Regions from separate parts of the Mus musculus genome. Here all the other regions are linked to region 2. A link is a loop called in an ENCODE intact Hi-C map of the cell type or tissue named here. Cell type or tissue: heart. All regions are shown on one strand.

Region 1 (8,000 bases), 110 kb after region 2:
TGGTATCCACTGAAGCTTTCCAGGCAGCAGTGGACAATCAGGACAGTGCATACCATGGGGGCACCTGTGGGGGACGGGCAGACTCGAGCATGCCCTCTGTGTTTTGAACCCTGCACATTCCTTCTCTGTCCCTTCTCATGTCCCCTTATCTTTGCCACTTGGCTGACAGGCTGACATCTGAAAGCTCATTGTGTTGTGGAATACTGCCTCCCCCCTCCCCCCCTCTACATTTGTTTTTGGTTGTCTTACCACCCAAGATCAGACTTCATTACTTCATTCCTGAACACTCTAATACCGACTAAATATTTCTCGTTTTTAGACTTTTTTTTCTACTTGAATTCAGCCTGAACCCATAACACCATCTAATTAATTTTCTCGAGACACTTTGATCATGTAACCACCCTGACCTCAAAGTGTTAGGCACCCATCTGGCCTGTTGGACAAAGCAAAGCCCTCTGCACAGCTCACACGGTGGTGACGGTTGTGGACCAACTCTGTAGAAACGCGTCAACATGTTTGCTTCCAATTTTTTTTTTTTTGTTCACACCTTTTAAGGCAATAAGAGAAATATCTCCTTTCTTCTCTGCCAAGCCAGTCATCCCAAATCTCAGGGCTGAAATGAACCTTTACTCTCAAGATGTGCCCTCCCGCTCAGGCACTTAATGATCTGGTCGGGGGACTCTCTTCTCCTTCATCTCCAATCACATCAAGAGAAGCTGAAGACAGAGAATGCAGGTGAGGGCACAGGACTCATAGGAGACTTAGAACCAACATGGCTGTCGTGTGAGCCACTGTAAGGACAAGTGCCTCTGTGGCTTTAATGGACAAGGAGGCTGACGAAATTCCAGAACCAGTCTGAAGTTACAGAAAATAAAGGTTAGCACCGGGAGAGGCAGGAACAACAGGGATTGCTGTCATGCGACAACCTGTCTTAGCCGGCACTGACAAAGCTGCTGGTGTTTCTTCACGGCAGTTGTTCGAGGATCCATATCTCTGAGAATGTAGTGTGATCCCTGCCCCTCAGCACCTCAGGGAAAGGGTCACTTTGAAGTCTGAACAGCCCAGAATTCCCTTCGAACACGGAAGGCTCGAAGCTGGAAACACACCTCTTGTAATAGGTTCATAACATTTCTACTGGGGCCATTTCCCCACCAGGTCCAAGAGACATGGCCACTTTAGTTCACACCATTGTTCACAGAACTTTTGATGGGGATTATTTTTTTTTGATCAAATCCCACAGTTCCCCCTATCATTAGTGACATTTTACAACACTCACGTATATCACATACCATGTCAGCCACAGTCTGTCTCCAGCACCATAAGTCCTGGAGTCATGCCTTATAATTTTGAAGTTTCTGAACCATATATAATATCAAGGACATGGTGTTTGTAACTAAACAATATGCGGGAAGAAAGTCATGGCAATGGCATTTGGCTGCAGTTGAAAGCTTAGCTTTTAATGTTTCTGAAGATCTGAAAGATACTCGGTTTTTGTTTTCTCCAAGGGTCCTTCACAGTTAACTGCATAATGCCCAATTAGGAATCTTAGAAGAATTAAGGGTTGAGAAAACCCAGCCTCTATTGGAATCTTTGATTCTGCCGGCCATACTTTCCCCAAACCAGTTTTTACACAAGCAAACTCCCTGTGGGATAGAGCTGATTGTTATAACTTTTGAGTTTGCCTTGCAAAACCACAGACCCATTACAGCAAATGCTGCAGTTTAAGATGTTTAAAAGTCTACAATTGTAGCTGATTTTGTTCATTACTTGATCAGGAGAGAGAGAGAGGAAAAAAATACCACAATTCTTTTTTTTTCTTTTTTCTTCAGGTTTTAAATGAACTGAGATTTTAATATTTATTTTCTAACTTTTGTAGCATGTTAAGCACAATGTTTTTCTTTCTCAAAGGTGGGGGAATCAGAAATCATGAAAAATATCTTGATCTAAAAAAATGGGAGACAAGGACAGTTATCATTTGTCGCTTGTGAGCGGGGAGTACAAGGGAAGCCTTGTTTAGTCTCCCTGCACTGTGGTCAGGGTATGACAGGCTACCCTGCCAGCCACAGAGACAAATTTGCCAGAGCTGCAGGTGTCACGCTCATATTGGAAGGTGTAAGTCGTTTGTCATGCATCTGGTTTTGCAGAAATACTGGGGCCGTAGGAATTTATAAACACAGTTCCCCTTAATTTGTGGAAGACATTATACAGATAGCATTTTTCTCGGGCCTAAGGCAGGAATCAGAGTCATTTCCCTCTTGGGGAGTGGGGCAGCGGGACTGCACTCTCAGTTTGGTGAGAGGAGTTATGGAAGTTAGTGGATGAATCACAGATTCAGGTCCTGAATTTCATTGCTCTGCACCAGCGTCTCCCAGCTCAGTACTGCTCACATTGCAAGCCCTGTAGCTCTGGACAGTTGGGGAGCTGGCCTGTCCATACCTTGCTTCTCTACTTGTTGTCATATTTAGGAAACACCCCAGGACATTTTAAAATGTTCCTTATGGCGGGGTGGGGTGGAGGAGTGAGGAAAGAAACCATTTTCTGTTGATTAATTTTTATTTTTTAACTAGACATACACTAGAGTCACCTGGGAAGAGGGAACCTCAGTCAAGAAATTGCCTTCATCAGATTGGCCCATAGGCTTGTCTATGTGGCATTTCCTTGGTTGGTAATTGACCTCGGAGGGTCCAACCCACTGTGGGCACTGCCATCCCTAGGCAGGTGGGACCGAGCTGGGGGAGGAGCCAGCCCAAGGAAAAAGCCAGTTAGTATCATTCCTCCATGGTCTCAGCTTCATCTTTGCATTGAGCTCCTGCCCTGGCCTCCCTCAACGCCTGTGATGTAGAAACATAAGTCAAATAAACCCGACCCCAGGCTGCTTTTGGTATGTGGCAGAGACATACACTGGAACACTCCCAGTTGAAGACCGCTACTGTAGATTCGCTTTATATTTGGGGCTGCTCACTTCATATACGTCATATACCATGTTAAAGGAGAGCGGCATTTCCCGGGGACAAAGGTCCGGCCTTGTTCCAAGGAGAGCAGGTGTTGTGACTTGCAGCGAGTCTTTCAGAACGCCCTGGCAACCATGGCTGCACCTGGGGCCAAGCTCAAGGAGTCTTTTATTAGACTTTAGAGCGTTCAGAAGAGTTGTATTTCCTAAAAGTCTCCCCTTACCTTCGGGGCAGTGCCCACTTCCATTTCAGTTGTAAATGCCTCCGTTGGCTCTTTTTTCTCACTGCTGAAATAACAGCCTGGCAGTAATGACTTTACGCTCAATGCGTTTGGTTGGGGATATGGTGCACCGTGCAGGGAAAGACTTGCCACTGGCATGTGAAGCCATAACATACGAGCTGGGGGTGCAGCTTCTTATATCTTGAGGATACTGGGGAAAAAGGGGTCTCTGGTTGAAATGTGGGCTGGTTATAGCCCATAATGTCTGTACCCAAGAAATCTATTTAAGGCGAGGGAGACCCCTCCCCGTAAGTCCCCCAAGTCCTCCCAAACGCTACCGGCAGCAGGAGACTAAGTTTCTATTAAATATAAGTCCACGAGGGATATTTCAGATCTAAACCATAATAGTAACTATAAAAAATACACAATTATATAGCGGAGAACTCAGCGTGTGTGTGTGTGTGTGTGTGTGTGTGTGTGTGTGTAGACTCCTTTTTCCATGGCAAGCATCTCCATGACTAATCAATCAGTGTGCTCCTTACCATTGAACTAAAAGGTCAAGTCTCATTGCAGATTTTTTTTTAACACCTCAGCAGTGTGTCAGAAGAAGGGCTTAGGTGGAAACCTCTGTGTCACAAGTTATTTGGTAACTAATGGTAGCTATGGACGCAACTTTATTTGAATTACGGTGGTAGTGGTGGATGCACTAAAGTCTAGAAACCAAAGAATGTGTCTGGCCAAACTTCATGTTTTCATAAATGATCTTATTGATTTTTATAAGACCCGAGGGAATCCAAGACGATTGCAGGTGCTGAAAAGCTCCATTATTTTCATGGGGTACCCACCTCAGTTTTAGAGGTGAGTACCTGTATGACCCGCTTCTCTTATTGCTGTGGCGATGTTCGCTGCAGAACGACTTAAAGGGTGAAGGTTGTGCCTGTGACATCAATTTCAGGTGCTCTCGAGGGCGGATGGGCATTAGCTTCCATGAGACACTTTGTGGGTGTCAAGTGGTGACTGGTGATTAAGGACCCGAGCTCCAGGCAGGCAGAGCAGGCAGCCTGCACAGCCATGACAACGGAAAGGAAGAGAGTCATTGAAAACAGGGTGGGCTCTGTTGCCCCTGCTGGTGGTGAGAAGAGACACTTGGTGTAGGTCGGGCCTGAGCTACTGAGCCAGGAAAGGAGTCAGAGAACTCACCCTGGACATCATTTGCTGAGAAAGCATCTCCCTCTAGGGTGAACGCTCACTCATTTTGAGGTGTGTGTGTGTGTGTTTGTGTGAAGATCTTCTCTTTCAAGTTCAGGGAGCCACAGAACTTGGCACACATTATCAAAAGATGGAAACCAAACTACCAGGTTCAGTTTCTTTTAGGAGCCATATTCCATTCTGGGGGGAGGAACGAGCCATCAATGTGGACCCTACTTTAGGCTCCTCCCATACCCACAGGAAATTTTGATACATACTAAAGTTAGAAAGCATTGATCTAAGCCATACACATCTGGGTTTTGGTACACTTTCTGGGTGTTAGCGTGTAGTGACTCAGGGTGGGAGATGTCTCTGTTTTTGCACATGCTATTGGTTTGTGAATGCAGCCCATGATCAAAGAGGACAAAATTCTAGGTTGCTCTCTAATCCAGGTGTCCTGGCCTTGTGGGCCAAACCATATCGGGGAATGTGTTGGAGGCGCTGAACAAATATAAGGACACCTAGCTCAGGGGGTTCTGAAGGAATGGTGAAGCAGTGGAGATCTGGGGAAGATCAAGCTGAGGACAGGCTGGGGACAGTGCATGCTTCCTTGGACACCAGAAGCTTGCCTGCCATCCACTCCCTGGGATCCTCACATCCCAGGAATGTGGTGGTTTCAGCAATCAGTTTATCACAGTTTAACACTTCCAGGTCTATTCCAGTGTCAGCCTATGTCCAAGGAATGTGTGTATGTTGGGAGTGGGGTGAGTCTCCAGGCCGGGGGACAATATAGCAGGAGGAGTTTCCTGGCTGGACTGGCTTCTTAACACTACTAACATATTTTCGCACATTGGGAGAGTTTCATGAGGTCCTCTTGTTCCCAAATATCTTTGACTCACCTTATTCAGTGGCCTGTGTTCAGAGTGGGATCTGATTATTTGGAGAACTCAAACAACTGTGCAAGAAGGAAGCCAGACAGGTACCAAGGCTGTTGGGAAAGCCTGGTCATTGAGGGGGATGGCCTGGGAGCTGAGATATATTGAGACCAAGAAAGTCAAAGGACTTCTGAGAAGGGCTGAAAAGCTATTCTCTTGCGTAGGCCATGCTCACAGGTACATGACAGGGGTTATCGCAAATAAGGGCCTTGGAGTACAGTGGTGTCAGGAGCCAAGGTGAACACAAGAATACTGTGGACCTTGAGAACAGAGAAGGGGAGTGGGGGACCCAAGACTGCAGAGAGAAGGCGTCTGGTTTGCAGCTTTATTGGCCACCTCCGCCTCAGCCTTTGCTAACCACTGTGTGGTTGTGAGGGAGAGGAGGTGGTCACCATGCCATTGTGGTTCCTGAGTCAGCCAGAGCCCATTGCCGCCAGGGAACCAGACTCCGTGAAATGTTAATTATCTGTTAGAAAAAACAGTTTATTTTATACAATGCTGAAAACAAAAATCCAATCCCCGAGCGGGCTCTGTCATTTGACTCGCGCAATGTACATTTATTTATGCCCCGTAAAGGTACAGGGAAAGCCATACAGTGGTCTTTTTAAAAAGGTGATAACACGTTCTTTACACTAAACCGTAACACCTACGCACACAGTGATTGAGTTATAGTCAGAAAGGCACCATAAATGACATTTCCTCCCACTAATTTCACATTGCCTGTGCAGCTCTGGGGAGTAACATTACTCTTCAACAGAAAAATGTCCTATCCCACCCTGGCAACGCCTCACAGCACTTGTATTCCCGTCAGTTTTTTTTTTTTATCAGCTTGACTTGCCCTGTTTCTTCAGGGGTAACTTGTTCTCTGATGCTAGTCTGCATTTTATGGAGTGTGGAGTCATAGCAGTTTCCTTGTCCTGGTCCCATTAGCTTCCTGGTCCTATTGTTTGGAGTCTCCAGATCCTGATGTGTAATCCAACTGTTTCCCCACTATGTGGGAAGCGGAAAGCTGCCGGCCTATGTCTTGAACAACCCAAGCTAGAGCTTTCCTTTCCCAGGAAGATGCTGGCAAGACTTTCTGGGATGCAGCGCACACAGCAGCTGTGCACAGGGAGTGTGTCTGGTGGGTCCCGTCACTGGGTTGGAATCTGCTGGCAGCATGATTTCTGAGTTAAGTCTAAAACTCTGAAAGGAAGATCTCAACAGTATTTGGGTCTGTTTCTTGGTGGGTTTCAACTTTTTGCACCGGGTTATGTTTTTTATTCTGCTGTTTTCAAGTTCTTGATTCTACACCCTCCCCCAACCATCCCCCCCCCCAATTGTTGTTGTTCTCCTCCTTCTCCTCTTCTTACTCCTCCACCATATTGTAATGAACTCACATTTAACAGTACATGTAGCTAGATGAATGTAGACCGTGCAGGTAGAAAGAGACAGGAGTCGTAAATGATAATAGTTTTTCTGATTTCGACCCTGTCACAGTTGTTCTTTTTCATCCTGATGCTCACGTCTTCCGAATGCAGAGTTGTAGACTGAGCAAACACTTGCTTGGATGGTTCCCATCTCATGAGACAAGTTGACTCTCAGTCCATTGTGTTGACTCTCAGTCCATTGTGGAAGAAGTCACCTGACTCACATCCCCTCAGTTTCTCTCCAGCTCCGAATTCCTCTATGCAGCTCCTGACTTTTCTACTTTGACCCAACCCAGAGCTGGCTTTCTTTTCACAGACTAGTGCCCCTGCCCACAACGCTGCTTGGCATATCCCTTCTTCGCCCTGTAAGTGTCTTCTTTCACAGAAGGAAGGTGAAAGAGTAATCTATTTATTTTTGTTTTTGAAACAAGAGTTTCCCTGTGTAGCTCTGGCTGTCTTGGAACGCTGTAGACAAGGCTAGCCTTGAACTCAGAAATCGCCTGCCTCTGGCAGCAGAGTGCTGGGATCAAAGGTGTGTGCCACCCCTCATTGAAAGAGTAATTTATAAACAGTAGATTGTACAGAGCCTTGTCCCATGAAGGAGGTGATCTGTGTCTTAGGCCCTTTGCTGTCACTGTTTTTCATGCCAAACATTTTCACTTTGGAGAAATCACCATGGAAGCCATCTTGGTGTCCCACTCTCCCCCTTGAAGCACACCAGTCTTCCTCCGAACTCCTCCATAACTGTGCAGAGCTTAGATTCTGGCTTATTACGAAGCAGGAAGCAAACGTGGGGGCGGAAAAAGCCGAGAAGGTCTGGAGGCGGGGACACCTGTTAACAGCAATCAGGAGTCTAAGGAATCAGGAGGTGATGAAGATGGGCACTGGGTGTGTCAGGCAGAACAGGAGAACTCAGGGAGAAATGTCACACTGGCCTCATCCGTAGGCAGCTGCTGCTACAATGACAGTGTGTGGGGTTTGCAGGGTGTTTAAGCAAATATGGGCCTGTTACAGATAGAAGGACCACGAGGGGAGAATTACCTGATGTGGGGGTCAATGATGAGATAGATCTTAGGCACACTGATATAGGATGCTAGGATGGCAGGAATCTTAATTTTTAATTGCTATTGGAGAAATTGCAGTGAAGCCAACGTGACCAAGACAATGTGTCAAAGAAAGCATTTAACTCAGGCTCATGGTCCCAGAGGGCTAGAGTTCTTGACCTTGATGGTGGACAGCATGACAGCAGCAGGCAGCACGAGGCTGGAGCAATAGCTGAGAGACCAGTGTGGTGCAC
Region 2 (8,000 bases):
AATCTAATTACCAATGCCTGTTTCATGACAAGTGACTTGTTCATGCAAAGTAAGGTAAAGCTTCCAAGCGTCTGGCTACCTACCTGCCACATTTTACCTACAGAAACTTTTCTCTGAAAAAGTGAACAAGGGAGGCGATGCCAGGCACTAAAAACTAAAAGGCTCTTTTGTGTTACTCTTCCGAGGAAGAAGTCTTTCTGATCTCACAGACAGCATTCAGCCACAGGCTTTCCAAAGACTTCCAGCCATCCTCAAGAAAATTCTAAGACATTTTATTGTGGAGGCCAGGGAGTAATCACACAACTGCACGGTACAGGGAGGCCTGCTCCTCCAAAACCCAGGGCCCTAGCAGCTCTCTATACATCTGTGGCCACAGCTCGGAAAACTATCCTGTTGAAGATCAAATCCCTCCCTAACATAACAGGTTTCAAATCAAAGACATGATTCTCCAAGTGCTACGTGCACTTGGTGGCAGTGCTGTTTAAACAAATCAGTATTTCTAATCCTTCCGTCTGCACACCCAAGTATAGTGGTCACTATGAACAGAAAAGATGGTTATGTTACTCAGAAGGGGTTTAATGGGAATTTCTTTAAATTAGACTTAAATATAAATATTAAATCTAGGCAGTGGGGGGGGGGGGGGAGACTCGGCCTCCCCAAAAGAGGCTGTGAGTGAAAGTGCAAAGTGGAGAGAGGGAGGCAGCCCAGGGAAGGGATGGGGGGATGGGCGCGCTCATAGCTAGCATTCGGCAGGGAAGGGTGACCTCTGTAGGCACCGCGAGCGTCAGCAGCAGCTACCACCAGGGCCCCAGTCCGAATGGCAAAGGCTGCAGCGCTCAGATCCCAGCCAGGCGCCTTCGGGCACCACCAGGTGCCTGTAGATCCCGTGTGGATGCAAAGATACCACGCCAGGAGAGCAAATGCAACACCTTGCTTTAAAAAACAAAACAAAACGAAAAAATTCTTTAACAGATCAAGACTACGTTAGAGGGGGGCCGCAGTAAGTTTAAAACAAGGGCCTCCTGGCAGCAGGCAAAAAAAAAAAAAATGTTTTGAGTCATTTACAACTATAGATTTTTTTGCCCTTTCGAAGGGAAACGTGTTTGGTCAATTATGTTGCTGAATTTGAAATTTACCACTTTCAAGAGAGTAGGTACAATTCTTTGCTTATGTGGTAATTTCAAAAACAATTCGTTCACCTCTACTCTGAAGCCGTGCACCGCACGCTCAACTCCAATTAGGCCATTGATTTTGCTTCTAATCTGAAAGGTCTGACTCCAACCAGGAGCCAGCCGCGTCTCCACGCTCTCCTAGGGCTGAGTCCAGAATTCCGCACAGCACTTTCTGGCGGTGGTTGGGAAATGAGGTAAGAAGCAGCACCCAGGCACGGTTACTGGGGCCATGGCTGCGTATTCCAAGGGATGGCTAGCATTTTCGAAACAAGGAGCGCACTCAGGGAGACCAGACCTGAAAGTTAGTCTCAGGCCTGGTTTTCTCCCGACTGTGCGCTTTGCTAAAAGCAAGTCTGACTCCCGATTCCCCAAGTGCAAAGGCTGCAGCGTTGACTGGGTAGGGCCCTGAAGGCGTCGTTAAAATTAAGCCACCTAAGTGGACCGCGCCGCACTGGACCTAGACCACCAGTTCCGACGCGAAGGGAGAGGCCGACATGCAGAGAGCTCGCCGCCTGAGCTCTCTGGCTGAGCCATCGAGCTCCCCGCGCACATTCGGGCTAGCAAGAAGGCGCCGAGGTATCCCGGCTCAGGGACGCCCCGGGCCCAGCTCCCTTCCTCTAAGGGACGCTCCACCACCCCAGACTCTCAGTTCTTGTCGCCTTCTCGCTGGGCCCCGGCCCGTGGCTCCCGCGCTCCTCGCAAGCGCAGCATCTCTCGGAGCCCGCCAATGTGTGTCTGTAGCCCCGTTAGTGGCAACGTCCTCCGTCCTCGAAAAAGAAAGGAGGCCGGGTAGCGCCATCAGACACCTTACCGGGCATGCCACCAAGTCGCCAGGGCTTTGGGACTCCTAGAGCACTTGAGGTTGGAGCCTAATTAGAGTACCCTTGGAACCCGCGCTCTCAAGATCAACCGGTCCCCACCTAGAGAAATGTGGAAGGGTGGGGGATAGGGGACAGGAGCCCCAGGTTCTAGAAACAGGGTCCAAGGCCTCCTCCCGCCCGGACCATACAGCGTACCCCGGGCGCCGGCCGAGGGCACCGCGGAAGAGAGAAGGCTCGTGGACACCACTTACTTGGAGTTCGAGGAATTCCAGTAGATAGGCTCTAAAACTATCGATCTGGAGATCGCAGTTCTGCACAAAACCATCAAAAGTCCCCAACAGTACTTCCACACAGAGTCCCTCCTGGACCGGGCCATGGCCATGCCCAAGCCGCTCCCAGTTCTGCGCACTCCGGGACGCGTTGGGACCGGCCGCGGGCAGCGACCCCCAATCCTCCGGGGCGGACACGCCGCGCCGCTCCCGCGGTCGCCGAGGCCAGGTGCGCTCACCCTGCGCGTCCCTCAGCGCGCGGGGTGGGGTCGAACGCGCGGGGCGCGGCGGCTCGGCGGACTCGGGGCTCCGGGGCGCTGCGCCGGACGCAGCTGGGACAGTCGGCTCCCGTGCGGCTCCAGGGTGCCGGGCCAGCCGCGGAGGGCGGGCGCGGCGAGGGCACTGGGCCGGGACAAAGGCCCGCAGCGGAGAGACGAGTCGGTGTGAGGCGGCGGGTGCTGCTCCCCGAGAGGGGCCGCCTGACTATAGATCCAGGACAGCGGGCAGTGGCCCGGGCAAGCGAGCGCCGCGTCGGCGCGGTTCCATGTCCTGGAGCGCAGAGATAAAGGGCGCCTCCTGAATCCTCGCAACTCGCGGCCACTAAGCAGTCAGGAGAGCACTGGAACCCCCGCAGGCGTCTGACGCGCGCGGGCCTTTGTGTGCGGGGAGGGCGCCAGGACCCGCTCTGCGCGCAGCTCCGCGATCCGACCGGTGCCTCTGTCCCCGCCGCGGAGAGTCAGCGCGCCGGGCGCGCTGTCAGAGCACTATAAACGCGGGGCCCCGCCCAGTCAAACGCAGCCCATTGGCTCGCCGCGCCGCGAGCGCGCGCTGATTGGGCAGCATTCCCGTCAGTCTGCCGCCCCCTACCCGACACTGGGCACCCAGAGGTAGGGCGCCCCTGACAGGTGAGCCCCGCCCCCAGGACGAGCCCCGCTGGGCGCCGGGCACAGGGTTGGTCGCCTCTTAGCCACTCGCACCAGCAGGGTCACCTCGCCCGGCAAGTGCCTGTGCTGGCGAGTGCCCTCGCTAGGATAGGGCGAGACGTGGTGGACGCAGCGTTCCGCCTTGTGGCGCTCGCTCCCTGCCGCCCCTCGCGCGTATGGCGCCCTGGTACTTGGCGGATCCCTCTGAGCCATTAACTGAGGGCCTTCTAACTTGATTCTGGCACCAAGTGTTCCGGCCCGGTCCGACGCAACTCAAATCAGACTCTCACGAGGCTGAGAGCCTTAGCAGCCCACCGGCAGTGCGAGCCAGTCTGCCGCCCTTCCCGACCCCGAGACCCAACTCCGTGCGCCCGCTCCCTTTCCGGTCCTCTCCCCGCAAGAACAGCGCCTCCAAAGCTCCACTACCAACGTCTGGGAGGACTTTTCTTCACTAGCTCCCGGGACACCCCGCGACCCCACAGTGGCCAGGAAGTTAGGTGTGACCCGGACAACTATCAGTCAGAGAAGTGGCAGTTGTGATACTCGGTTGCTTGCCCAAGACCGATTTTGAAAAACTGAACCACGGCTGTGACTTCTACGGATCCACAGCGCCCACTAGCGCCCACTTTTGCCTCTCCGTACTTCAGAACAAGCCTACCGGTTACAGGATCAAATCTTAAGGATCCAGATATTCCCAAGTCGAAAACCACTTGCTTAAGATGCCCGTTATCAGAGAGAACAAAGTAGGTGGAAGGCACAGTCCCATGTACAGCCCATGGCCCAGCAAAAATTAACCACGTCTCTTCTTACAATGCTGTCCATCAATACCAGAACTTCTTCAAATGGAACTAAGCAGTTTCCACACCGATATCTTTAAAAACAAGCCCCATGATTTAGTTACTAACTACTCCCAACACCCCCCCCGCCCCCTTCATCCTTCTTTAAAACAAATTTCGAGCTTTAAAAAGTGTTGACTTTCAAAAACCTTAATGTAAGTTAGTGTATACTGCAACTACGAATTGGTTTGGAAAAACTCGTTTAAGACCAAAACACAATGTATTGAACACACCAAAATACAGCTTTAAGAAACCCTTTTCTGTAATTACTATTTTTAACTATGCCTGCAATATGATTGTGGGTGGGGAGATGGGATTCACGCTAGGTTAAACAAGGGTTACACACACACACACACACACACACACACACACACACACACACACACACACACACACAGAGTAATGTTTAACTTCCTGACTGAAAAAACTGACAGGAGCTGCTATTTGACCTTTACTGGAGAAGAGGAAAAAAGGGCACTTGTTTTAACCCAGCTTCTAAAAATACCATTTTCAGTAAGCCAGATACCCTAACACTCAAGGCATTTTACTTTGGGGACAACGTAAATATACTTTAAAAAAAATCAAAAATAATCCTGTGTGACTTCTAAAGGGGACATGGAGTCAGTAACTGCACACATATCATTTTGGTCCTCAACTGTTTATCCAGTCATTTAGGAAATTAAAACATAACCTCAAGCCATTTATATTTAACATTACATTTGTCATTATCCCAGGCAAATACAAAAGAGAACCATAGAAGAAATCCTAAAGCACGGCCACAGCAAGCATGCTGCAGTGTCTCTGAGAAGAGCTTCGTTTCACAACTAAATCCTTGGATGCTTTGAAAACAGGACACAACTCTATGCCAAATGACAACAAAATCTGAGGAAGTCGCTGGTTCCTAAAGCTAAGGATGCTTCTCAGTCAATAGACTTGGGAATTTTAAAAGTACAATGTATTACAAAATATAAATGATTTCTTACAGAGTGGCAGCAAAGCTGAAATTTCACAAAGAACAATCTATTAGCCAGCAAAAATGTACGACACACCAGGCTTCTAAGCCAATGCTAACCAGTTTGGTCCTCAGACTGTTCTGCAACTTGACCACACTAACAGCTCCAAATCGTTCATTTGCAGGGAAAGCGCGATCACATTCTTTAGGAACGGGTTGCAGTCAACTGGCTCTCGTTCAACCTTTTCCTTTATGTATTAATGGAAAAACAGTATGCTTCAAATGCAGTAATGGTACTATATTTGTTTACTGTCACCAGCATAGGTAGTAGAAAATGAAGCCTTTTTCCTAATGTGAACTGAGAGGTCTAGAGGCCCACCCAACAACCTGTGTGAGGTATTGTGGTGGGCAAATCCAAGTAGGTAACTGGCCTTCCTCTAAACAAAGTCTCTGCTCTAGGAACTGATTACGTACTTGGATAGGAACATGCAAAGTCAAATGCCATTGCTTGTAAGCTACAAATGGAACCACTGAGGGCAATACCTAGGTTAAAGGGAGAGCTCCATGCTATAAAAGGCCCAAGAGAACTTAGAGCCAACCAGTCCCAAGTTTAAGTCCTTATCAGGCAATTAATCCCAAGTGAACAGTCATTTACCCTAAGAGAACCAAGGACCACCCACATGTAAAGAAACATCTTTTATTCTAATCCTGCAGGTACTGAGATATTGAACAAGATATGATTGTATGAAATGGCTGGGTCATCAACATGCACTGCTCTTTAATTTACTGGTTTCAAAGTTTAAGTGTGAAAAATACAATCATTTCCACATCCTCCAATCAGTCGTCTGAGGATTGGAGAAGGAGCCATGTTCTTTTCAAATAGTGCTGGTCAATCCAACAATGTCTGGAGTGTCAAAGTGGCACCTCCACATTATTTTGCAGAGCACTCTAATACAAAGCAAAACAAAACAAGCACTGGGAGTTGCTTTAACAGATAGGGCTGAGGGGCTCTGACACTGGAATCCTCTGGACTCTGGCCTGCTCTGGGGCTATTTCAAAAACCACTTTCTCCAGTAATTTCACTATACGCCATACAAGGAGAGTGACCCAACTGTGCCAAACAGATGGCAACTGGCTACAAATGTATGTATGGTGCCATGCATTCGCCAGTGCAAACCTACATTATGGTGACAGCATCCTTCACCAGGACAACTCAATTCTAAAACCATCAACATACACTTCACAGATGGCAAGGTAAAAAAGGCTTACTGCTGGGGAACACCCATCTGCATACCTCACCTTTAAACCTAATAGCAAGTATTTACAATACTTTTGGAGCAGGTGATTTTAGCCCCATCTTCGGCATCTCTCAGGGCAATAATGCAAAGTATAGTGAAAGCTCTAGGTGAAAAGCAACTGAACTGAAGACAACTGTAATACCAGAAGCTTGAGTTACTAGCAGAATGGGATGTTCAATAACAAACTGAGGATCCTAAATAAAGCATGACTCAGACATTAAGTGAAATGGTACTAGACTCTGTGTTTATCCTTCTTAAACTTATGAGAAATATAAAGCCACTGACTTACAGTACATTTATAGTATATTGAAGAAAAATGGCCATACACACACACACACACACACACACACACACACACACACACACACACACAGAGGCAGGTGGGCACACAAGCAGACGCACGCACGCACACACAAGCTAGAGACATATGCCAGTACAATTAACTGACCAGGTCATAATTAAGAACAGCAACAAGCTCATTTACTACATCCTAAGTGAAACTAAAGTCCTCGTGTAGGGTTCCCTTCCCCTATTTGAAGCATGAAAGAGTCCTCACACCAAGCTAATTTAAAGGCTTAGTTTATACAGTTGAGATTTCTGCAAACTCCACAATATTAATGGCAATAACTACAAAATTTAAATACTATAATAAAAATAAACAGTCAATGATTCTATAACGCATCAAGAATTTCAAGTAACTCAAGAATTAACAAAACTGAATTAAAGGCATATTTATATTTAGTAAGTTAGGGAACATCTGAACTGCTAAGAGTGGGAAAGATTAGCTTTTATAATATGCATACAAAAGCAATGGAACAAATGAAGAAACAAGCTACTACATTAGAAGTAAAAGGTGGGTGCATATTATTGACAATGACATCTTCTTTCCTGTAGTCTGGCACTCGACAGTAATCAGTTACTAAGCCCAGGAACAATCCAGTATATCTCCGAGTCTCCAACACCAGACACTCCATCACCTAGCAACTGTGATTTCTTTTCACATGTGGCAGAAGAAACTGAGTGACAGAGTAAAGGCACGAAAAGGCTGATCTCAAGTATTTGGAGCCCAGGCTACTCTTCAAGTAGTGCTTAGAACACTAGCAGAGCAAAAGCAACTTTTAAATAACATGTCCAAACCTTGAATGTGCAACTGAGAGCAACAATGACTCTAAATTGAAGAGCTACATTAAAATACTAATCAGGAAATAATTTGAGCTAAGTTATGTTCTAGTAAATGAGGCAGACATGTACTTAGAGAGTACTAAGGTATCCTGTTCACTAAAACCTTCACACTATATACCTCATGGCCACTTAAAATTTTATCTTTAAAGATATTTAAAATGATTTCATTTTTCTTTACCACAGTGAAGAGTTAAAACTAAAGCAACAGCAGTTTCCAAAGCATGCAAACACAAAATAATCCACCAATTATTCATCTCAAGCAGCATTTTCAATGAAAAGGATGACCTGTCCCTGGAACCTTGTTCTCCACTACACCATGCCCACGCACCTCAGATAGCATTTCACAGCCTTTCCTTGAGTGTTTGAACACTAGTAAACTTCAACAAATAAGAGATTAAATGAGGCAGATTCTACTGGGTTATATGTAAGTTTCCACGTGCAAAAATACCCAAAGCAAGCCCAAGCCCCCAAGACTAGTAAATTTAAATAGTTTTTTCATCCCGCCCAACATGCTAGGGTGAAGACTATTTTTAGTCATTTTGAATGT
Region 3 (8,000 bases), 330 kb after region 2:
GACGACTGAGGCTCAGGATATCTCTTTATTTGTCTGAAGTTGTATGGCTGGTAAATGGTAGTAGGTCCAGTGTTTAAACCCAGGTTTTTTAAGTCTATATTTATGCTTTCTGTTACAGCTGGAAAAAAATGGCAGGGTTCATAGATTTGGGGGGAGGTTATACATAATAAAGAAAGATGGAGATTGTGTGCAGAATCACCTCAGGGACATACAGTCTCCAAGGTTGTGGCTGTTGTTGTTTTAATTACAAAAATAAAAACAGCAACCTGAGTTGTGTCCTTGGGAATAATCGGGACAGGAACTTCCTTGATGTTCAGGGATAGAAGCAGTAGGTGCAGGAGACAAGAACACTTGAGGACAGACCCAGGACAGTCCCAGGACAGACCCCAGGACAGATCCCAGGTGCATCTTTGTGGGGAGCGGGTGTGGCGGTAGTCCCAAAGGCGCCAGGGACTGCAGCTAAGTCATATGACTTGCACCTGACTTCCTCATATAAGACACAAACATCTTGAGTGCTGCGCAGGTGTACCAGGACACAGGTGAATCCAATTTGGTGGAGATTTGCCCCTGCTGCCCTGATTAGCTGAAGCCTCGTGACTGGCGAGGGGGCGTGGCCTGCGGTGAGAGAGAGTATAAAAGGAGTGAGAGGCCCAGGGTTCGGGGGAGATATAAACAAGGGAGATATAAAAACAAGGGAGATATAAACAAGGGAAATATAGAGAAAGAAGAAACAGGACTGAATAAACGTGTGCAGAAGGATCCTGTAGCAGCGTCGTTCTTCCTGGCCAGTTGAGCGCGCGCAACACATCTTGGCCATAGAAAAGCCTGATTAGAAAAACCAATCAGATCCAGACATTTCCATAGGGCAGGGTTGCTGAAGTTGGTAAATATGGGCAAAGAGTTACATCTGAGCTTTGGAGAGGCACTAAATAATTTTTTTTTCATGTAAATAAGTCTCACTTAGTGTGTGTGTGTGTGTGTGTGTGTGTATGTGTTAGCCTTCAGATTTAATGGGTCACCTATATTTCACCTGTCAGGAGTAAATGTAACATTTTTTGATTTAGACTTAAACTTGAGTATCTGTAGTTAGGGGTATCTAGTAGGGTCTTTGTGAGATGTTCAAGTTGATCAACATCAGTATGGGTCTTAAAGCACACTAGAACCAAAGAAATAGAATGAATGCCACATGAGAACCAGACCTCTAAAGAAACTCCTCAAAATGCCCAGCGTTGGCCCTGTTAGTTTGCTTATTTAAAAAGCAGTTTTCTGGGTCATTAGAAACATGCGTTTCTAAGAAAAGGGCTTAGATGTGTCTATTTTTAGCCCGTTGCTCAAAGTCATTGGGGTGTACAGAAATGGTTTAGCATTGCTGACACAGGTGAGCCAGCATCATCAGCCCATGTTAGCCAGGCCACATGGAACACACTGCTCAATTCCCAGAGCTGTGGGTTACGAAGAACTTAGTGAGTGAGCTATATGGCCTTGGCAAAGCCAGGGGGTAGGCTATGACACCATAGACACAGAGAGCCACGACTGTTTAGCCTGGAGAAGGTTCAAGACGACTTGGCTTCATTCTTTGCATACTTCTGCAGAGGAATGCTGGTGTATTTTTCTATCCGGTGCCCAGATGTTAAAATCTTGACCAATGAAAATGAAGATGAACAAATTTGGGCTTAGGACAAGGGTGCATGGGCCAGCCATCCTACCATCTGGCGAGAGTCAGCCTCTTTGGGAGACATCTCCAGCTTCAGGCTTGCTTATTTAGGAAATGGAAGATGAGGGCTTGCGCAGGCCTCCTTGGCTGCGCGTCTCTCAGAGTCTGGCCTGAAGGTCAAGTTTTTGAGTCACAGCCAGACACTTCCTACGGCCCCGGCCCATAAACCCCTGTGAGGGTTGAGAACTAGTGTGTGCTCCCTGAGATCAGTGGAAATAATTACAGCCTGGGGACACGAAAAACAGAACAAGCCCACACAGGCATCCTCTGGATTCTGACCAGCAGAGAAAATGTTGACAGTGACTTTCAAAAGCCGACACAGCCACCAGGTGATCATCACCCAAGGTCCTTTGTTCAGGGAAACAGGAAGTCTTCATCTGGGGTGAGACCTTGCTGAAAGATGCCAAGTGTTTTGGAGTAGGGGCCAGAAATCCTGCTTGTTGGACAGTTTGAGTTTGTGTAGCTCTTAGAGACTGCATGACCCTTATTTAGTTTTAATTTCTTCCCTTTAAAAGTAAATAGGCATTACCAGAATGACAACACAACATTTCTTTGAAGAACATGAGTTCTTATTCTGCTTTGATTGGGAATATTTGAAAATGCTGGCTTCGTGTTGTCCCTCAGTTCAAACCAACATACAACCCCAAAGACACATTTAAAGCCAAAAGTGCCATCCTTTTTTTTTTTTAAAAGAAGGACAAGACTTTTAAATCCTTAGAGTTCATGTCGACTTCAGCGGGAGAGGTAGCTACTCAGAAACTCGTTTTTTCCCCCCTCCTTTTCATAATACAATGAATTTTTAAAAAGCAAGCCCACTCATTACTGAAATTACCCCAGTCCTACTCACCGAAGTCAATTTGATTGACTGCAGTTACATAAGGCACAGCTGCCTTTGTTTCACGACACCCTCCCGGTGCTCAAGGTGCTCACGTTAGTCCTTGCCCTTTACCCTTAGATTCGCTCTCCTTGGAAGAGTCCGAACCAAGGAAAAATCCGGAGCAGTAAGAAGTGAGACTCATAAACAAGGACAGAAGCAGAGGCACGAAAAGTCAGGGGTGGGGGTGGGGACAGTGACTTGCAGTTGTGATTTGTGAAGGGGAAGGTCATGGGAGAGCTGAGTATGGAAGACAAGGCAGGCCCTCATAAACGTCCCTTGCCCATTGCAAGAGACAGGGGAATCAAGGGCTGTGCCCTAAGAAAGAATGTTTTCCTAACCCAGCATCTCCGTTAAAGTTCATAGGAGAACCTGAGGTCCAAGGGTGAACCTGAAGCCTTGCTTGCATTTATGTTTCCTTCAGCCCTGGGTGATCAGGCAGAAGGTTTCCACGATGTCAGATGTACAGCGAAAACCCGGACAGAGAAGGCCATAGGGAAAGAATGCTGCTGTGGGAGGGAACAGGGTCAGCTTCCCGCGGGGATGCGGACACAAAGCCCAAGGTGCTATACTCCTGTTGGCTGCTGACTGCAGGCCTGGCTGACATCAGGCCCTGATGATGCCTGTTAACACTGAGCAAAAGCGCCCTGTGCTTTTTCAGAATACAGCCCCAGCCCTTTCTGCTGCTTGGTGGGTTGATGCTAAATTAAACCAAGAGCTAGGAGGGGAAGTCAATTTCTATTTCTGGCTGCTTTAGACAATATGGAGTCCTGGGTGGGAAGGTTCACAACAGAGTGGATTTTCCAGGAAGTGCTGAGGTCTTCCTGCGTTTTGACGCCAGAATGTTGGCAAAAGCTTTCACGGTAGGACTTTTTTTTTTTTTTTTTTTTTTTTGTGCCTACTAAAGCAAGCTTTAGCTTTTAAGTAAGCAGAAATTTCCCTGGGATCTACTGCCCTCTGCTGGCGATGGCAGATACTTCCCTTCTCTTTCATCAGCTGCAAAGGATAGAATGAAAAACGAGTTAATTTAATAAATAACCCTCATGGGCAATGAAGAAGTCACATGTGAATTCCCTTAAATATAAGCTTACTGAGTTTATAATAAATGAATAATAAGTAAATAAATAAAATTAATTAATTAATTAGACTTTTTAGCTCCTCCTTGGCAAACTCCTCAAAACATGTACAACAGCAACCCCAAATTCTCACCACCCCTCTAAAATTTTAGGGATTTATTATATATAATAAACTGATCAAAGGATTCTAGTCAGCTATTTATAAACCTCCCCACAACCTCCTAAAACATAGCAGGGGGGTTATTTTAGATAAACTCTGGCTGTCCTGAATTTATGCTTTAATGAGCTCCCAGGTGGACAGTTTCATAAATCCACCGTCATGTGTCCAGCACCTCCTTGGTTAGTTAATATATACTGAAGACTAAACCATTCAAACTCCCTAAACAATAGATTCCATCAGTGCTCCTCCCTGGGCAGAAACTGCTACAGTCAAACAAAACAGGAGAAACCAGGGATGACCCCAGAGCATCTTCAAAGCCCAGCAAAACTTCCCCGCGGTTTTTGAGTCAAACTTGATAGTCCATGGAATAGCTCACCTGCCGCCAGAGACTTGTTTACTGCACTCTGATATGATCAAACAAATGCTCAGAAACTGGGGTAGATCCACACTTAGAGAAACAAACCTGTAGTGAAACTCAGCTGCAGAACCCGGATGAGAATTAATTGTCTCAAAAACCCTCAGCCCGTGGCTCCACCAGCCCAACAAGGCTGTGTCTTTATTAGTAATCAGAAGGAATTTGGTACATTGAACACTTTATCACAAGCCATGCTCACGGGTGAATTCTAATTAAAGCAGTTTTATGGCTTAAGAGACAGCCCAAACTTAAAAACATTTTTAAGAAAGGGAAGCTGCTACAAAGCCAGAAGACTGTGAGCTGATCTGTTTGTTTAACCCAGGTGGGCTCTAGAGTCAGTTACGTTCTCTTGTTTATAATTATTTGGGGGTTTGGAGGAGCCTCGAGTGGCTTTTTCCTCTCTCCTTTAAATTAAAGAGCAGCGTGCAGGCTGCTCCATTCGGTTCTGCTTGGGTAAGCCTCTACAGTGAATTGGGGTGTCCCATCACTTCCTGGAGGAACAGTTGGCTGCTGAGAGCAGGTTTATTTAAAGCAAGAAATTTCTTTAAATAAGTCTTTGGTCACGCTGTGGAGGGGGTTGCAAATGCAGCCTGACTGAGACTACCCATGCATGGGGGAGCCTGTAAAGGAATCTCTGCTTGTCTAACCATGTAAGTCCTAAGGAAGGCTTTATTTTAAATTCGAGACTTTATGTTCATTTTATTATACACAGTCTTAATTTGCGCCTCAAAAGAGGGGGCTCCAGGGCGGACATAAAATTAACTTCTCTTTCAGTGTGCTAACCTTTTGGTTTTAATTTATTCACTTGTCAATCTTATGAATGCCTGGTGAACTCAGGCTATTGATTTCCGTGGCCAATGCTATTTTTCCTGTTTATTATAATATATTGTCCCATTGTTACCAGCGCTTGCACTCAGCTAGATTTCCCACACAGTGGACAGGAAACCGTTCCATGGCATCAGACTTCCTTAGATTGATTTTCCAGAGGCTGGGAGGGACCTGCCCACTCCTAGCTCTTTGTGCTGGGACAGCCCAAGGGCCCCAGCAGGCCTCCTTGGACACTTCCTCCCAGGCCCCAGAGTGGGGGTGGCCTGTCGCCCCTCCCGAGACAGTCCCCGCAGCCCTGGGAAACGCTCCTTATCAGTGCCAAGGTTATGTCATTTCTTTTTACATACGATGTTTATTGTTTTTAGAGCCAGCACTGTGGGAATGTTCTTTTCAAGCGCGACAATAGGGCAGCCACAGAGGCAAACTGGTGAATCCCCAGCCCGGAGTTGCGGGCCGTCCATGCAGCTGGGTAGGGTGGCTCTGCGCAGGCTCCTGATTAATTGATTCAAAGATTTAGCACCAGTCTTTAACCGGGATCTTGCCTGTGGGTTGCTTAAAACACCAAGAACGCTTTTAAGGTGGTCCAGGAAATGAATCTGTTCCTTGCTCCGCCTCCCTTCCCCCACTCTAACTCCTTCCGCTCTGCCCTCCTCTCCCTCCTCCACATCTTCTCTCCTCAGTTCCCGGCTTTCCCTCTCTTCCTCTCTCCCTCCCTCCTCTCAACACTGCTGTTACTATTTTTTTTTCCTAAATACCCCCAAGCTTTGAAGGCAAGCATCAGCACGCAACCCATGATTTGGGATTTAAGAGACACCTGCCCTACATATAGGCTCCCAGTTTGAAATAATTTGAAACTCAACAAATTGCCTGAGACAACACATGTGGGGTTTTCATATTTTAGAAAAGTAGGTCGCTACAATTATTGACTTGCTCGAGTATGCACTATCAAACTAAAAATCATTATAATTTTTCTTATCATAAATTTGCTTTCTTAGGAATAGTTTACTGTGAAAATTTACCCATACCATGTAGTAGATAATATTATTTTTAAAAACTGGGTGCTATGCTTTGGAAGGAGTTATTAATTTACAGCCTGAAATCACGTATCCCCCACCCCCACCCCCCTAGGAATTCATTATCAATTAGAGAATCTCCTCCAGGAGGCGGGCAGATGAAAGAGTTCCAACCACAGGCTCAGTCCACCGAGGCGCTGGTGTGTGAAAGGCACTTTGGAGTCTCCTGGTTCCTCTGATTGAAGTGCAGGGGTTTGCGGGGATGGGAGGAAGAGAGAGCATTTGTTCTAAGGACTCCATCAAGGAGAACCCAGCTTGGGCATCTGAGAATACATCCTGAGGCCAGGGACGTAGCTTCTGCTGAAGGTTGCAGTTGCCCAGCAAGAATCCTTGCTATTGACAGAGACCCAGGGAGATTCAGGTTCAGATCAGTTGAAAATATAGATCCCACTTGTTTACCTCCGCAGGGGTGGCACTCACGGGGGTGGGGGGGCACTCACAACTTTTGCTGAGTTTCTGTGAACCATCTTGGAGGTTTAAACTGTCTAGAACCGGTGGGATCTCAGACAGGCTTTCAGATCTGTATACATTAGAGAACCTTGAGTTGCTCTTTGACTCGCTTGGAAACGGGTGGTATTTGAGACCCACTTTTGTCTTGGGAAGAAGCCACCAAATAGATGGTTTCCCTCTTAGGGGAGCAGGCATTTCCTTCTTAGTGAATACATACGGTGGATTCAGTTTGACTTGACCAGGTTCTAGGGGATGTGCAGGTAAGTTCTGCTTCACAGCAAAATGGAAATATTCATAGACAAGACACTAATTCTGTCTCCCAGAAGGGGCTGCGAGCTACCTCAGAGTTGCTTTGAATCATAGCAGAAGCAGGCAGACCATGGAGAAGGCCAGAGAACAGGTCATTTGTCTCTAAGGGGCATTTCCTGGTGTTGTCTGTATCCTTCTTTTCTTTTTAAAGACATGGTTGTAAAGATTTACCTTTGTTTACCCTTGCATTCCTCTGTCTGTGTGTGTGTGTGTGAAAATGTACCCCATGTATGTGCAGGTGCCTACTGAGGTCAGAGAAGGTATTAGATCTCCTTGGAGGTGCAGTTAGTTGGATTCTGATAATGGATGCTGGGAACACAATACTGATTCTCTTAATGAGAAGCTGAAAAACCAGCCTGCCTCTCTCTTAGGCTTAGAAGCCATCCTACAGTAACAACAAGCTAAGCTTATCCCTGTTTGTGCTTGTTATGCTATACCTCTGTTTCTCAAGGATTGGGCTATGCCACACCTATGACCTTACCTACAATGTTCTGTATTGCCTGTCCCAGGAATGGAAATCGAAATCATGGGATTTTTTTGTTTGTTTTGTTTTGTTTTCTTTGTTTCAAAAAGCTGTTTATAACCATCTTCCAACCCTACCTTGTTTTCAAAAGGTTGTGTGACAACCTGTGACTATCTTGTTATGACTCGGTGTTGTTATGACTGCCTTGTTATGCCCACCTTGCAACCGTGTCTGTTTCCGGAGGGAGTAACTTGTTATATGTATGTTCCGCTGCTGTAACCCCATCTGTTTTGCCCACCAAATCACATTTGGAGGCCCCCTCCCCCTGAGCTATAAAAAACCCTTGTCTTTCTCACATCCAATGCTGACCCCTCAAACCCTGTCTTACGGGCAGGCAGCCCATGTTCATGATAAAAAAAAATTTACCTTAATTAATTTGGCCATGATGACTTGGGTCAGTGGTCCCTCTCCTCCAAGCTTTGGGATTAACACAGAAAGTGCTCTTAACTGCTGAGCCACCTCTGCAGCTTCCTTGCTATTCCCTTACCCAGTGGTTTTACAGTTATATAAGCCCTAAGTATCAGCTAGGCTGGCATACATCTATAATCACAGGACTTGGGAGGGGGAGGCAAGGCCAT

What was found. Peaks named below come from ENCODE experiments on the same cell type or tissue, not always from the same donor. Only the 100,000 strongest peaks of a DNase experiment are listed, where the experiment ranks them.
Region 1: it touches region 2 in a loop (2.5-fold over the local background); 2 of 42 quality-filtered maps call a loop at or near these places.
Region 3: a loop joins it to region 2, with 10 times the contacts of the local background. A loop is called at or near these places in 19 of 42 quality-filtered maps.

The regions. Positions count from the first base shown.
Region 1 is chr8:8,766,325-8,774,324 of GRCm38, forward strand. No RefSeq gene overlaps it. Among named protein-coding and RNA genes, the nearest start is that of Gm39127, 47 kb to the left of the region's middle. In heart, a CTCF peak has its summit at 4,305; a DNase peak (open chromatin) is centred at 6,237.
Region 2 is chr8:8,658,240-8,666,239 of GRCm38, forward strand. Efnb2 (ephrin B2) reads right to left here and starts at 3,003. Exons shown (of 5, transcript NM_010111.6): 1 at 2,245-3,003. The coding sequence starts at 2,375. In heart, CTCF peaks have their summits at 805 and 3,818; DNase peaks (open chromatin) are centred at 772, 1,502, 3,082, 3,732 and 1 weaker place; H3K4me3 peaks cover 4,197 bases; H3K27ac peaks cover 3,950 bases.
Region 3 is chr8:8,989,420-8,997,419 of GRCm38, forward strand. No RefSeq gene overlaps it. Among named protein-coding and RNA genes, the nearest start is that of 4933430N04Rik, 140 kb to the right of the region's middle. In heart, a CTCF peak has its summit at 3,560 (motif pointing left); DNase peaks (open chromatin) are centred at 1,792, 3,322 and 5,342; H3K4me3 peaks cover 1,327 bases; H3K27ac peaks cover 5,044 bases.